Regions from separate parts of the Homo sapiens genome. Here region 1 is linked to region 2. Evidence: read pairs that join two places in POLR2A ChIA-PET (ENCODE). Cell type or tissue: OCI-LY7. All regions are shown on one strand. Links, peaks and the distances in the headings refer to the core of each region. The heading gives the core; the rest is flanking DNA.

The links. ChIA-PET counts read pairs that join two places held together with the same protein. Peaks named below come from ENCODE experiments on the same cell type or tissue, not always from the same donor. Only the 100,000 strongest peaks of a DNase experiment are listed, where the experiment ranks them.
Region 1: POLR2A ChIA-PET joins it to region 2 with 5 read pairs; 2 of 35 experiments call an interaction of 5 or more read pairs at or near these places.

What each region holds. Positions count from the first base shown.
Region 1 is chr10:70,505,920-70,511,288 of GRCh38, forward strand. The region is part of intron 1 of PALD1 (phosphatase domain containing paladin 1); the gene reads left to right. Among named protein-coding and RNA genes, the nearest start is that of PALD1, 30 kb to the left of the region's middle. In OCI-LY7, for the core only: no CTCF peak of the experiment used is centred there; a DNase peak (open chromatin) is centred at 3,112; H3K4me3 peaks cover 913 bases; H3K27ac peaks cover 2,210 bases.
Region 2 is chr10:70,766,097-70,771,465 of GRCh38, forward strand. It overlaps TBATA (thymus, brain and testes associated), which reads right to left. Exons shown (of 11, transcript NM_001318241.2): 11 at 5,142-5,365. The coding sequence ends at 5,280. Among named protein-coding and RNA genes, the nearest start is that of TBATA, 17 kb to the right of the region's middle. In OCI-LY7, for the core only: no CTCF peak of the experiment used is centred there; no DNase peak of the experiment used is centred there.

The sequences.
Region 1 (5,369 bases), core at 105-5,104, 260 kb before region 2:
CTGAGGTGGTGGGAGGATAGCTTGAGCCCGGGTTGAGGATGTGGTGAACCGTGATCGTGCCACTGCACTCCAGCCTGGGTGACAAAGCAAGACCCCATCTCAAAAAAAAAAAATAGTATTCTTTGGACTAGAGGCTGGGTCAGCTCCAACTCTGACGAGCTCTGTGTCATTCTTGGGCCTTACATGCACTTCCCGTTTTATCACACAGAATGTCAAATGGACATGTACCCAAAGGCTAAGATTCAGTGAAACTAATCATTTTTACTGCCTCATCATGGACCCTTACGTGACATTGGTGAATTTTGTCACCGCGAGTGCATATCTCTGGGAACACAGTGAGACCGGCCCATTTTGGGGCTGCTGCCTTGTTCTACTGAGACTCTAGCAGTTTCACCCCCTTCATGGCTTTTGAGCCACCAAATGTCATTCCAGTGAAAGGCAGTGACGTCTTAGTGCTGCGGTGAGAATCCTGTTGACCTCTGGACCCCTGGAAGGAAGGCGCTGGGCCCTGGGGTCTGTGGAGCCTGCTTTCAGAACTGTAGGATTAGATGACAGATGCACGGCTGAGCACAGTGCCTGGCACGCTCTTGGAGTCCAGTACATGTTACCTGCTGCCATTATTATCCTTTCCCCCAACTAACCTGAGTGACACTGCCTGGGGGAGTGGAGGTGGAAGCCATTGGGTTAAGAATTCAGTGTTTGTGATTTCAAATCCTGCTCAAGGTGCTAACATGTTTGGTCCTCAGGAGTGAGTGAAGGGCCCAGGGGACTTGATAGGTGCCCCATTTTACTTGCCCCTCTGAGCAGCAGGGAGGGCACGACTCATCGAGAGACCCAGGGGTCTCAATCAGGCAACTCTCCCTCATGGGTGGAATCTGCCTCTCAGAGAGGAGCCCTCTGTCTTCCTTCTGACCTGAAAGGGCTTCCCTGGCCTCTGGCCTCCATGTGTCCTCCTCCTTAGCCTTCTCACCTGGGGGTGGGGGTGGTCAAAGGTCAGCGCCTTCCACCCAGCATTTTCTTTCAGGCAGTCAACACATGGTGGCCACTTATGGACTGTATGTTGTACTGTGGGACCTGGACTAAAACCCCATCTGTGCTGTCTGGTTTATTCTCACAACACAGACACCTGCAAAGTTGATCCTTTAAAAAAATTATCTTTCTATTAAAAAAATTATCTTTCTATTAAAAAAAATTTTTTTAGGACAGGCACGGTGGCTCGTGCCTGTAATCCTAGCACTTTGGGAGGTCGAGGTAGATGGATCACCTGAGATCGGGAGTTCAAGACCAGCCTGGCCAACATGGTGAAACCCCGTCTCTACTAAAAATACAAAAAAAAAAAAAAATTAGCCGGGCATGGTGGCGGGTGCCTATAATCCCAGCTACTTGGGAGGTTGAGGCAGGAGAATCGCTTGAATACAGGAGGAGGAGGTTGCAGTGAGCCGAGGTAGTGCCATTGCACTCCAGCCTGGGCTACAAGAGCGAAACTCTGTCTCAAAAAACAAACAAACAAACAAAAAATTTTAGAGACAGGGTCTTGCTCTGTCACCCAGGCTGGAGTGCAGTGGTGCGATCACAGCTCACTGCAGCCTTGACCTGGGCTCAAGTGATCCTCCCACCTTAGCCTCCCAAGTAGCTGGGACCGAAGGTGTGCACCACCTTGCCTGGCTAATTTTTGTACTTTTAGTAGAGATGGGGTTTCGCCACGTTGCCCAGGCTGGTCTCGAACTTGTGGCCTCAAGCTATCCGCCAGCCTTGGCTTCCCAAAGTTCTGGGACCATAGGTGCATACCACCACACTGGCTAATTGTTACATTTGTATGTTTTGTGTGTGCGTGTGTGTGTGTGTGTGTGTGTGTGTGTGTGTGTGTGTGTGGTGTATGTATGTGTTCGTAGAGATGAGGTCTCACCATCTTGCCCAGGCTAGCTTTTTATTGTTTTAAAAAAATTTTCCCTGTTTTGTTTATCCAAGTGGCTCCTTTGTGCCAAGCACAGGCCAGGCCCTGAGGATGCCAGTGAAGGCCAGCACCAGGTCCTGCCTGGTGGGTCCCCAGGGAGACCCCTGTGGTGGGAAGGCACGGAGGGGAGGATAAGGAAGCCTCCTGATGCAGGGAGTGGGCTGGACAAGAAGATTGAGCCAGTCAGGAAGATGTGGAATGAGTGATTGGGGGGCTGGTGTGTGGCCCTCAAACTTCGCTGCTCCACGGAAGAAACAGCAGCATCTTTTCTGTCGCTGGAGGAAAACTGGCTGGGCCAGACCATTTGAGAGACGGCCCAGCCTTGTTGTTTATGGAATATGTCAAGGATCTTCAAAGGCAACATTTCTGCCATCAACAGACTGCAAAACACCCTGCTCCCACCCCCTGGTCCAGTAAGATGCTCCTCGGCTTTCTTATTATTTTTGTTATTGATGTTGATTATTTGCCAAGGCCTGTTGATGGTGCCCATTCTAGGGACTGTGAGGAGGTGCACTGGCTGGAGTTTAGGGCATGGGAGTTGGGGAGCAGCAGGTTGGAGAAGGGCTGGGCCAGCCCAGCGTGCTCCTGGACTGCCACATGCTGCGCCCTGAGTCCAGCTGATATGCTTAAGGTAGAATCTGCCTCCTCAGAAGCAGGGTCACTGGCCCCAGCTGGACGTGCCCAGTGATGCGCATGAGCACGAGGTGCCATAGAGAGTGAGGAGCAGGAGAACCCTGTCCCAACGCCACCACCCACTGTTCTTGTGACTGTGGGCAGGTCTCCGGCCACCCGTGGACCCCAGTTTCCTCCTTTGTAAAATGAAAGGGTCAGACTTGGGTCTCAAAGGTACTTCTGGCTCTCAACTCTAAGATACACGTGGGTGCCCAGGGTGGGTTTCGACTCTGTATGGCGTGTGTGTGTGTGTGTGTGTGTGTGTGTGTGTGTGCAGGCCTGTGGGAGCTGCGGAACCTGTGTGTGTGTGTGCAGGCCTGTGGGAGTTGCGGGACCAGGCCCAGGGCAGGTGAAGGGCTGGTCTGAGCCCCTGCCCTGGGTACAGACCTGGACGTTTCATGTGCTCTGCACCCACAGTAGGGGAACCCTGCAGCACGGCAGCTTCCTCTGTATTTGTTCTTGAGCTGAGGCAGATGTTTCCTCCAGCTGGCCACTCGGCCCTCTGCCGTCCCCCAGAGTCGGGCCCTATTTTTAGCTCCATTGTTACTCACCCTGGGCATCTGGCTGCCAGGGGCGTGTGAGAGGCCATGGCTCCGGAAGGGGTACTCTCCCCCTGGGTCCCACGTGTTCTTTGCCCCCTGCCGGTCCCTGCTCTAAGCTTCCTAGTGTCCGTTGGGAAAGCTGGGGTGGCTTCAGTGGAGGAATGAGGGAGTGGCAGGTGAAGTGCAGGAAGAGCCAGCTGCGGAAACGGAGGCTGGGCTCTGTCTTGTACTGTAGAGAACTCTCTGGCCTGTTTTTTCACCTGCTTGATGGGACAGTTGCCCTGTGCTTCTCCCTTCCTCATAAGGTTGTCCTGAAGTTCCAATGTGAAATGCACTTGGTAAAGTGGCATTTGGAATCTACAACTATTGTGGGCTGAATCCTGTTAGTAGGGCTGCCCCACAGAAGGAACATCAGACCCAGAGTGGGGAGGTGAGGCATGTACTTAGGAAACACCAGGCCACCGGGGTCAGGGCCAGGCTGGGTGGAGCACAGGCTGAGTGCTGCTTGGCTTGGAGCAGGAGGCCCATTCATTTCCACTGGATGTTGATGGATGTACTGAAGGGGGTGAGGGTGGCCTGGCGTGCCTGGTTGTGGGACCCACAAGGGTGAGGGCAGGGAAGGGCCTTAGGTCCTGGGAGGACCTTGAGGGCCTTGAGCAGCTCTGTGGGGCAGCTCTGGAACTTCTCTCTAGGAGGGCACAGGTTGGGTCTGGGGGCAGGAAGCGCTGCAGCTTCTTCTGAGCGTGCAGCCAGTACACCAGCTCTGCTCCTGGCTGTTGGACACACAGGGCTTTCAGGAAACATTGATTTTGCACAAAGAATTCAGCCGCTGAAATGTCTGAAAACCACCCATCTATCTCGTCCAGATGGAAATAAGCGTGGGCTGTGCCGAACTCTTGGAAAGTCAGGGCTGGAGGAAAACTTCTAGTGGGGCTTTTTTTTCCTGTTCAACACTACGGGGCAGCTGGGATCTGGATTTGCCTAAAATATTGGGGATGTGTGGGGCAAATTCATGGTGTTGAGATGAGGGTGCCTAAGGGGGTACTTGAGTGCTGGGCAAAGGAGTTTAGACTGGAGGCCACAGTGGTGGGTGGGATGGAGACAGATGCCCAGAATCCAGGTCATGGTTCTCCCCAGCTCCTTGAAATGATGCTTTAGGTACCTGGGAGATTGCTGGAGGTTGGAAGTGGGGCTGAAGTGTGCTTTCCCACTGTCACTCTGGGTCTAGTCCCTGGTGGCAGCCAGGAGAGTGTCAGCAGGGCAGAGCACTGGGTGAGGTCTTAGGCCACTCTGAGTTTCTGCTGACCTTGAAATGTCCAAATGCCTGACTTCCTGGAAGTGAGCACATGAGCATTCCAGATACTCTTAACCCTATTCTCCCTGGGCCCCCCTCCCTAAGGCATTTGCCCCCAACACCTGGCTGCATGGAACCTAGAGATAGACAGGAGCCAGCCTTTTTCAGAAGAAGGCATTGCCTTTCCGTGAGTTGACCAGCTCCTTCCTAATTGTTACACTCCCCTCCCTCTGCTCCTTCCTGAAAGAACCAACAGGGCAGGGTCCCTCCCATCCAGGTAACACCTTCTCGCTTCCCAGGGACTTCCTTGTCTCAGAAGGCTCCCTAGAGGGAAAAGGAGAGACTGCCCTCCAGATGCAGAGAGGCTTGTGGTCTTTCTCTGCCATTTTGGAGCAGTAGAGGCCAGGTCTCTATCTATAAGGTGGAACAAACATTTAGCGGCTTGGGACTTTCGAAATCTCTGCAGCTGACTCAGGGAAAGCTGCTTCACCATGCTGTCTCGCAGTTAGTGGATGGTGCTCTAACGGTGTGCATCTCGTGTGTGTATCCTTAGCTATCCTGCAGGCCCTGGTGGGCAGGGATTACGTTCTGTGAACCACACACTTGGATCCTGGGCTCCCAGGATCCTGGAGTCACTCCGCCCAAACGTGGAGCTGCCAGCCCACAGTGTAGCCTGGCTTTCACCAGTAGGGAAACTTGACATTCTCCTGCAAGAGGAGAAAGAAATAAATTCTCCCCTGTTCCCATGTGGCATGTGATCACTGAGGGTCAAACCTAAAAATAACAGAGTGCATTAATCAGGATTAGATTTGGCTGCAAGTAATAGGAAAAGCCAAATAACAGTGGTTTACACAACTTGGAAGTTTATTTCTTCGTCCTGTCTAAGCCCAGAGTTTTGCAGACCAGG
Region 2 (5,369 bases), core at 195-5,194:
CTTTCATGTGGTATTGGCCCTGCAGGTGCACGGAGGGCAAGAGTTGAGGCTTGGGAGTCTCTGCCTAGATTTAAGAGGATGTATGGAAATGCCTGGATGTCCAGGCAGAAGTCTGCTGCAGGGGCAGAGCCCTCATGGATAACCTCTACTAGGGCAGTGCAGAAGGGAAATGTGGGGTTGGAGTCCCCACACAGAGTCCTTACTGGGGCACTGCCTAGTGGAGCTGTGAGAAGAGTGCGCCGTCCTCCAGACCCCAGAATGGTAGATCCACTAACAGCTTGCACCACGCTCCTGGAAAAGCTGCAGGCACTCAATGCCGGCCTGTGAAAGCAGCCAAGTGTGCTGTAACTGGCAGAGCCACAGTGGTGGACCTGCCCAATGCCTTAGAAGCCCACTTCTTGTCTCAGTGTAGCCTAAATGTGAGACATGGAGTCAAAGGAGATTATTTTGGAGCTCTAAGATTTAATGACTGCCCTTCTGGGCTTCAGACTTGCATGGGGGCCTGTAGCCTCTTTGTTTTGACCAATTTCTCCCATTTGGAATGGAAGCATTTACCCACTGCCTGTACTTCCATTGTATCTTGGAAGTAACTAACTTGCTTTTGATTTTACAGGCTCATAGGTGGAAGGGACTTGCTTAGTCTCAGGTGAGACTTTGGACTTTTGAGTTAATGCTGGAATAAGTTAAGGCTTTGAGGGACTGTTGGGAAGACATGACTGTGTTTTGAAATGTGAAAAGGACATGAGATTTGGGAGGGGCCAGGGGTGGAATGATATGGTTTGGATTTGTGTCCCCACCCAAATCTCATGTTGAATTGTATTCCTCAATGTTGGAGGAGGGACCTGGTGGGAAGTGATTGGATCATGAAGGCAGATTTCCCCCTTGCTATTCTCATGATAGTGAGTTCTCATGATCCAGTTGTTTGAAACTGTGTAGCATCTCCCCTTTCACTCTCTTTCCTGCCATGCTGTGAAGACATGCTTGCTTCCCCTTCACCCTTCTGCCATGATTGTAAGTTTCCTAAGCCATGCCTTCTGTATAGCCTCTGGAACCATGAGTCAATGAAACCTCTTTTCTTTATAAATTACCCAGTCTCGGGTAGTTCTTTATAGCAGTGTGAGAATGGATTAATACATACATTTATTTAAGCAAAAAGAGAAAGGTAAATTTAAATAAACATTAAGGAAGCGTATAGGTGGTAGATACTTCTAACAAGGCTGGGTGTAGTGGCTCACACCTGTAATCCTAGCGCTTTGGGAGGTGGAGGTGGGCAGATCACTTGAGCCCAGAAGTTCAAGACCAGCCTGGGCAACACAGGGAGACCCTGTCTCTACACAAAAATGCAAAAATTAGCCAGGCATGGTGGCATGTGCCTGTAGTCCCAGCTACTGAGGAGGCTGAGGTGGGAGAATTGCTTGAGTCCAGGAGTTTGAGACTGCAGTGAGCTGCACTCCAACCTGGGCCACAGAGTGGAACATGTCTCAAAAAAGAAAGAAAGAGAGAAAGAAAGAAAGAGAGAAAGAAAGAAAGAAAGAAAGAAAGAAAGAAAGAAAGAAAGAAAGAAAGAAAGAGAGAGAAAGAAAAAACCAGGTATACCAAAATTCATGATGGGGTGTGGGAATGGCTCAAGTTTAGAAACCAAGGGCTCTTGTCAGTCACTCAGAGCCAGGACCTGTAGTTTGGTGAATCTGGATTTCAATTCTGAAACCTCTGCTTACCAGCTATATGACCTTAGATTATTGTGGATCCTTTTCATCACATGTGACACAAAAATCAACTGCTTTTGTGCATTCATTCTCATAGCAGCATTATTCACAATAGACAAAAAGTGGAAACAACCCAAGTGTCCATTGATGGATGAATGGATAAACGTTAGGTGGTATATTCATACAAGAGACTGTCATTTGGCTAAAAAAGGAAGGAAATTGGCTGGGCATGGTGGCTCACGCCTGTAACCCCAGCACTTTGGGAGGCTGAGGTGGGCAGATCACCTGAGGTTAGGAGTTCAAGATCAGCCTGACTAACATGGTGAAACCCTGTCTCTACTAAAAATACAAAATTAGCCCGGCATGGTGGCGCATGCCTGTAATACCAGCTACTCGGGAGGCTCAGGCAGGAGAATTGCTTGAACCTGGGAGACAGAGGTGGCAGTGAGCCAAGATCACGCATTGCACTCCAGCCTGGGCAACAACAGTGAAACTCTGTCAAAAAAAAAAAAAAAAAAAAAAAAAAAGGAGGGAAATTCTAACATATACTGCAGGATGGCTGAATAGTGAGGACATTATGCTAAGTGAAATCAGCCAGTCACAGAAGGACAAATACTGTATGATTCTACTTAAGTGAGGTACCTAGAGCAGTCAATACCATAGAGACAGAGCATAAAATGGTGTTGCCAGGAACTGGGAGAGGAGAGAATGGGGAGTTATTGTTTAATGGGCATAGAGTGTTAGCTTTGCAAGATGAAAAGAATTCTGTGGACAGATGGGAGTGATGGTGGCACAGCGATGTGAATCTACTTAATGCCACTGAACTGTGTATTTTAAAATGGTTAAGGTGGTAAATTTTATGTAGAAAAATATACATAAAAATCAACTATTGGATGGGCAAGGAATTTTATTGCCTCACACATGGAGAAGGGTGGGGAAGAATCAGGAGCCTCAGGTGTGACTGTATCCAGGGCTTTGTCCCCATGGAACAATGATGGAATTCTCTGATACTCCAACCTTCCTTCCCCCGAAAAAACATTTCCAAGGACAGAATGTGATTGGCCCAGCTTGGGTTACATGCTTATCCTACCCCTAACCAGTCCTGTTGATACAGGAGGTAGAAATTATTTAGGCAGATAGTGAGGGTAAAAGAGTCCCCAGCAGAGCTTCCCTTTTAACAAAAAACAGCCCAATAATTATTTTTTTCTAACAAAGAGTAGCCTGAAAAATCGAGCTGCAAGCACAGATAAACAAGCTGGAAGCTTGTAACGGGGAATGATGGCAGCTGTGCCAATAGAAAAGGGCTACCTGGGAGCCAGGCATGTCCAACATGGAGGCTCCATCTTCCCTTTTTTTTGTTATCATGTGTACAGTAAAGGAATGGGCAACCTGGCGCAGGCCAGGCAGAGGCCTGCATAATAAAAGATTAGGGTGAGGGTGGCCAGAAATTCTCACCCTGTGCAAATGGCACACCTAGTCCTAACCAGTTTTTCGTGCCCTATGCAAAGGCACACCTGCTCCAACCAATCTTTCCCACTCTATGTAAGTCAGACACCGCCTCCTCAACCTCATCTATAAAACCACCTGCATTTCACCATGGAACCAGCAACCCATTTCTCTGGGACGACTGTCTGCAGCAGAGAGCTCTTCTCTTTCTTTCACCTATTAAAACTTCCACTCTTAACCTCACTCTTTGTGTGTCTGTGTCCTTGATTTCCTTGGCTGTGAGACAATAAACCTTAGGTATCACCCTAGACAATGAGGCTGCTTCACTATGTGAAGGGATGGGGGGCTTTGGTTGGACAGTGCTAGGTTTCACATTCCTGGATAGCCAAGAACAAGGGCTACCTCCATGGCTAAGGAGACTGAGTCCCAGGAAGGACCTAGAGCCTTCAGAGAAAAGATGAAAGGGAAAATCTGTCTCCATGCTTCAGGGAGAGAAGCAGGGGAAAGGGAGAAGAGAACTTCCAGGGCCTGGAGACAGAGAAAATTTAGGAGTGACCAGGAAGTGGCCATGGCATCCTGACCCCCATGAGAAATCACTCGGATACCCAAGAGGACAGGGAGCACCTTGGGGAGCAGGGCCTAGAGACTCTCCTGAACATGGCCGCATCATTCTTACATGCGCTGCTGCTGGGGAGACAACCCCAGTGGAAGAGGGGCGAGGGCCTTTAAAAACAAGGTGGCTTAATGTTGAACGTGAAGCTGTTTACTTAACAGCAAATCCCTATCCATCACTAATCTTGATTGAAGCCTGCTGTACAGAAAAGTTTTGTGTGAATGGAGTGTTTGGGAAAATCCAGAGGGACTGAATCTATCTGAATGAATGTAAGGTAGGGTAGTGTTGCAAGCATAGAATGGAGCCGCAATCCATGGAACTAAGTCCACTTACTTCATTAACTAAGCCAGTAAAATAGCAGCTCAGAGCCACAGGGGACAATGACCTTGTAAATCCTCAATGCCTCCTCCCATCCCAATTTTCCAGGGAATTTGCAGAAATGTCATGGAAGACATTGGACTTCCCAGAGAGTCTTCTCTAGATCTTATGATTTCAGAAATGTAACCACAGCTTTTGGCTAGGGTGGGTAAGGCAGTATAATACAGTTTTGTTTTGTTTTGTTTTGTTTTGAATTCTGAGACGGAGTCTCGCTCTGTTGCCCAAGCTAGAGTGCACTGGCATGATCTTGGCTCACTGCAACCTCTACCCCTCAGGTTGAAGTGATTCTCCTGCCTCAGCCTCCTGAGTAGCTGGGATTGCAAGCATCCACTACCATGCCTGGCTAATTTTTGTATTTTTAGTAGAGATGGTGTTTCGCCATGTTGGTCAGGCTTGTGTTGAACTCCTGATCTCAGGTGATCCGCCCACCTCAGCCTCCCAAAGTCCTGGGATTACAGGCGTGAGCCACCGCGCCCGGCCAGAATGCAGGTTTTAGGAGCAGGGATTCTGGAGCCAGACACCCAGGCTCTGCCACTTGTTAACTGTAGGACTTTGGACAAGTTGTTTCACCTGCATGTGTGTAGATATGTACTGCATATAAAGCACATAGAACAATTCACACTGTGCTCATCACCAGCTTTTACCTAAGTCGCTGCCTCTGTGCCCAGCACACACAAAAATAGAAACTCAATAATTGGCAACAGTGATCCTTCTAAGGAGGCCTACACGTTCCCCGACCTCTGCTCTACCCTACCCAGAGTCCTGTGTGTCTCAGCTCCAGGAGGGGCAGAGTCCTTTCTCAGGATGCCCCAACTGCCATCTGCCCTTCAGTTCTCTAGAACATAAAAGGACCAGGGAAGCCCCACGTGGAGGTAGCACTTGGGCTTTCCCATGGGAGTGGGGAGTAGGGATGGTTCCGTGCAGCCCATCTCTCTCTTGGCATCAGTGACCCCAACCAAGCACAGGCCTCCCACTGCTAGGAAAGCAGAACTGTCCTCTCTCAGGGAAGACGGTTTTATTTAGTAAGAGTTTTCACGGTAGGGAATCAGGTACTGCTGTGAAGGTGGTGGAGACAGAAACACCCCTGAACCCTTGGGGCTGCTCTTGAGCAAGGCAGGTGCAAGTGTTAGGGCCCCTCAGCTCTCTGCCCTCGGCTTCGATGTCTTCTTCTCTGTGTTCTGGCTTGAATGCATCTGGAGGACTTGAGCTTCTCCAATGTACTCTAG